2 separate regions of the Homo sapiens genome follow, and region 1 is linked to region 2. A link is an interaction called in ENCODE POLR2A ChIA-PET data of the cell type or tissue named here. Cell type or tissue: PC-3. All regions are shown on one strand. Region 1 has its middle 130 kb from the start of TFCP2L1. Region 2 overlaps CLASP1 (cytoplasmic linker associated protein 1).

What was found. ChIA-PET counts read pairs that join two places held together with the same protein. Peaks named below come from ENCODE experiments on the same cell type or tissue, not always from the same donor. Only the 100,000 strongest peaks of a DNase experiment are listed, where the experiment ranks them.
Region 1: POLR2A ChIA-PET joins it to region 2 with 6 read pairs; 2 of 35 experiments call an interaction of 5 or more read pairs at or near these places.

Annotation. Positions count from the first base shown.
Region 1 is chr2:121,157,558-121,160,057 of GRCh38, forward strand. No RefSeq gene overlaps it. Among named protein-coding and RNA genes, the nearest start is that of TFCP2L1, 130 kb to the right of the region's middle. In PC-3, no CTCF peak of the experiment used is centred here; no DNase peak of the experiment used is centred here; H3K27ac peaks cover 266 bases.
Region 2 is chr2:121,362,543-121,365,042 of GRCh38, forward strand. It overlaps CLASP1 (cytoplasmic linker associated protein 1), which reads right to left. Exons shown (of 41, transcript NM_001395891.1): 38 at 630-758. Among named protein-coding and RNA genes, the nearest start is that of TFCP2L1, 79 kb to the left of the region's middle. In PC-3, no CTCF peak of the experiment used is centred here; DNase peaks (open chromatin) are centred at 1,299 and 1,649; H3K4me3 peaks cover 337 bases; H3K27ac peaks cover 2,500 bases.

The DNA.
Region 1 (2,500 bases), 200 kb before region 2:
AGCCATGCAGAACTGTGAGTCAATTAAACCTCTTTCCTTTATAAATTACCCAGTCTCTGGTATTTCTTTATAGCAGTGTGAGAATGGATTAATACAGGAAATTGGTACCAGGAGTGGGGTTCAAACCCATGCAGACAGATGTCCATTATGGACATGCTTGTCTTTCCCAGTAAATCATGAGCACTGGGCAGATACAGCAAACTGAGAAAAAACATAACATCAGCCACAGATGGAGTGAGAAAGAGACCAGAAAATGGGACAGTGGGAGTTGAGCCTGAAGCCAGCACTCCCGTGTTGATTCTTTCTTGTTGCCTTTAAGATTTGTTATTTGCCTTTAGTTTTCAAGAGTTTGCTCATGATGTGTCTTGGTATGAATGAGTTTCTCCTCTTAGGAGTTAACTCAGCTTCTTGAATATGCAGGTTTATGTCTTTTTGCCAAATTTGGGAGAATTTCAACCACTGCTTCTTTGAATATTTTTTCAGCCCCACATTCTTAGTCCTGTCCTTCTGAGACTCTCATGACATGAATGTTAGGTCTTTTGTTGTGCCCTACAGGCCTCAAGCTTCTGTTCTTTTTTTCAGTCTCTTTCTCTCTCTTGCTTAGATTGGGTGATTTCTGTTGCTTTATCTTCAAGTTTCCTGATTGTTTTCTCTGTCCTTTCCATTCTACTGTTGAATCCATTCAATGAGTCTTTCAGTTATTTTTAACTTCTAAAATTACCATTTGGCTCTTCTTTATATCACTATTTTTTTTGCTAAGACTTCCTATGTTTTCATTTGTTTTCAGTGTGTTCAGAATTGCTCACTGAAGCATTTTCATGATGGCTGCTTTAAAGTCCTTGTGGGATAATTCCAATATCTCTGTCATCTCAGTTTTGATCGTTTTTTCTTATTTGAGGTGAGAGTCTCCTGGTTTTTGGAATAGAAAGTGGTGTTTCCCTGTACCTTTGTCATTTTAGGCATTATGCTATGAGACCCTACTTCTTATTTACATTTTCTGGCCTCCTTCTTCCACGGAGGAATGAAAGTCCCTGCTCCCCCACTCACCTCATTTGCTGTCACCCCAGCAGGGGACGGCTTCTAGCCTGGATGAAAGTCTCAGCTCCCACTTGGCCTTTGCTGAAGATGTTGGGGGTGGAGGCCACATTTTTTGTGTGTGTTTGACTGGAGTCAGGTGATTATCTTCTAAAAGTTTTCTCTCCACTAGGCTGCCTCTCTTCTGGTCCTTTGGCTAGAGAGAACAGGCTTTTGTTGGGGCTCTCTTTGGTCTGTGCTTCCTGGCTTTTTGGGTTGCTGGCAATGCCAACATCATCCAGGGTATATTAGGCAAACAAACAATCCTGGGACATTCGCCTCTGAGGTCCTTAGCCAGGCTGCTTTCTTCTTCCCCCTCCAGGGTCTTCTCAGGTTGTTTTGTGTATAATGCCCAGAATTTCTAGCTGTGCTTGGTGGGAGCCCTAGGAAGAAGCAGCTAGCTGGGAATATATTCCATGTGCCACACAACATCTTGCTTGCTGAGTCCCAGCCTTTCTGCATCATTAAATACTTTCCATGCCCCTTTGTCACTCTCCACCTTGACACATTCCCTTGCCTCATCATTCCTCAGAGGAGTTGACGTTGGGAGGCAGAGACAGGAAGATATGACTACAGTTTGTTTTTAAGAAGAAAAAATGGTACCAGTCCCCAAACACCTCAGCCTTTCAGAGCCTCCAAGTTTCCTGGGAGAAAAATCCCAGAACCACATGGGTGGGAGCTCCATGACATGCATTTGGTTTTGCTTCAGAATTCACTGGCCAAGGCACTGTGAAAATCCAAAAGTCATTGGCCTGCTCTAAGCCGTAGGGTGTGCAGAAACCTCTGAAGGCTTCATTAAGTCTTGAAGAAAATAGGCCAATGGAAAGGCCTGCATTGGCATCCTCAGACGAACCCTTGGCCTAGCTGGCTTTTCATAGGCAGGGGCCTTTGGACCAGCCAGTGCAGAGAAGCGGACGTGGCTGTGGACAAGTGTCTCCCAGCTTATCTTCTGGCCTCTGGCTGGCCCAGCTGGGCAGTCCACAGAGCAGGTCCTCAGGGTCTGCTCGAACCCCTCAGTGCTCCACTGCTTGTCTCAGCATGGCTCAGGGTAGGGAGGAGAGGGTTCGGTTTGATTTCAGTCTGTCTTGGGTGTAAACCCCATTGAAGCACTCAATAGCTAATGTAACTTTGGCCACATTCCCTAAACTTTCTAAATATCTGTTACTTCCTCTATAAAATGAGAATGACAGAAACTAATTCATGGGATTGTTGTAAGGAACAGAAACAAGTATGTGAAGTTTCTGGCACGTAATTTCCATTCATTCTGTCAGGCATTATCATCACAGTTAAAGAATTCCAGGGTAAATAAAAGGTCTCCAGTGTAAATATTGCAGACATCATGAGAAGTGTGTATATGTGTGTATGAATGGTTATATTTCTTTAGTTGGGGGCGCTGGAGTTCACCTTGCATGTTAACTCCATGGAG
Region 2 (2,500 bases):
TGCCACCACTCAGCCTCATCTTGCAGAGAGAAGCACACTGAACGGCTGGGAGGGAGGAAGGTCAGTACAGCAGCCTGCTACCCACTGTTGGCAGGCGCTGGGCTGGAATCATCCCTGGTCATCTCATTTAATTCTCATGAGAAACTTTGTGAAAATATCCATTCCTATTTTACACACAAGGAAACGGAGGCTCAGAAGGTGAAATGACTGGTCCACTTATCTGGAGCAAGAAGGCATTGGTTCTGGGACTTGCATGTCTGTGATTCCAAAGCTGGTCTCCACCTCCCACACCAGACTACCAGAGGCTAAATGCCAGAAAGCAGCAGCAGACCCTTCCCTTCCACAAAGGCAGCTGGAAGCACGGACATGGAACACATCCCAGGGGCAGGGCAGGCCTGCTGGAAACAGTGAGCAGGAGCTAGGAACTGAACAAATGGCATTGGCCCTGGAACTATGCCACTGCTCAGCAAGGACGACAGCAATGGGGACTCCACTCTGTATTACGACATGGCTGAGTTCCAAGGAAGGGGCTCTTAAGCTGTGCACTGATTCTGATTCCTCTATCTCCATGTCCAAACTGCTCCTCATGACCCGTCTGTTCAGCACCCCTGGCCACATGACTGACTCACCTCCTTATGGGAGTCTTTGTGGGCTTCCAGAGTCTTCATAATCGTCAGCTCGGCGTAGTTTTTAAATCTTGCTGGTTGATTTCTCAGAATTTCCCTCAAAACTCTTAACGCCAGTGCTCGAATTGAATGCTAGAATACAAAGGGAAAGGAAGACATCACCAAACACCACACAGCACTTTCACACACAGCAGTCAGCAGGGTCGGCAAGGCCAAGCACCCAGTTCTGGGTTCCCTGGAACCTCGCAGAACCCTCTAAACAGATCACACAGTTCACTTGAAATCAGCTTTACTTGACACTGGCTCTCTAGACATCAGCTCCATGAAGGCAGGCACTGTGCCTTAGGGTGACATTCCCAGGACCCAGCGCCTGACAGGCACTGAGAAAAGCTACTTGAACGAGCCATGCACTTGAGACCAAATGAGGATGATATACCTAAGTTCATTATCAGTTTTCTGGGGATTTCCAGATTTCCTGAGGCTTCAGGCTACAAATTATGCTTCTGTAAAATGTATGAAAGAATGTGTATAAAGCACCTGGATGTTTCATCAACACAGCCTGTAAGAGTGAACTCCACCTAAGGACAGTGGAAGGCCTGTCATTATTCCTGACCTTCCATGTGATGAGATCACTGGGTGTGTACAGGCCTCGAGTTGGTTAAGGCCAGAGTCACGCATCTGGAGGAAAGCCATTCCAAACAGACTCCTGATCTCAATAAAAGAGAACGTAGTTTACACCAAACAGAGCCAGAAAGTACATCCTGATTCTTTGCCACTCATCTGTACAGTTCACACACTAATACACCATTTACCTGTCTTCTACATGACATCACTTTATCTCCCAACAGAGCCAACAAGGCATAACTGCCTTACGAGCCAATACTTTGTTTTTTTTAAAAGTATTTTTAAAAAGTTTTTTTTAAAAAAGTAAAACAGATTACTTATTACCATTCTTCTATTTTTACTTATCCCTAAACCAAACCATTAATCCAAAGCATCAGAAAGCTATCTGAGTCACCACGGCATGGCATGCAGCAGCCTCCCTGTCACTCAGTTGCCATGCAAGTCCCCTCTAGCTGGCCCTGGGCATGGCCTGCCACCTCCTGGCAATCCTCCCATCCCCTTCCTCCAGCCCCTCCCCACAGCACTCTCTTCTCATTTCTCTTCTCCATGTGGATGGAGAAACTTTTTCTTGTAGAGGTTTAATTCTGGTAATTCTCAGCATCTATTCCTGTTTCCATATAAGGGACCAGCTCCACAGGTGGGAGAAGGCAGGACTTTGACCAGATTACTCCCCCCTTTAAGAGTTCTCTATGTGCGATGTGCAGATCACAGACCAGGCATGTCAGAAATGCCTAGTTTGTCACATTCAAGTGTCCCAGCATGATGAAGCTTTTTTTATTTTTAAATTAATAATACAAAAATCAGAATCATGCTTCTGGAACCTGCCACTTGACTGATTAAAATTATTGGAACTCTTAACATATGTAGGGGGGGACCAAGATGGAATTTCATGGAATGTAGCATTTAATCAGGTCTTTTAAAATGAAACTTTTTCTCAATTACATATGAAACAAAAATGAAACTCACAAGTAAAAAAGTACATCCTAAAAGACCACATTCTATGCTAATAAAGTTTTAAGAAATTCTGTGTTAAAGCAACTAGATGCAGGAATGAAGTTTCCTCAACTACTATAAACCCAGTTGCAGACCATGCACGTAAGCCAAGCAGCAGCTTGTTGCTGATAAAAACATGACCTTACTAAACGTGCTCAGAAAATATGTGAAAAATGAACAAATAAATGTTTTGATGTAAACAGTAAGCACAACCCAGAAAGTAAAGCTGAAGCTAAGCCCAATAAGAAAAGGACATC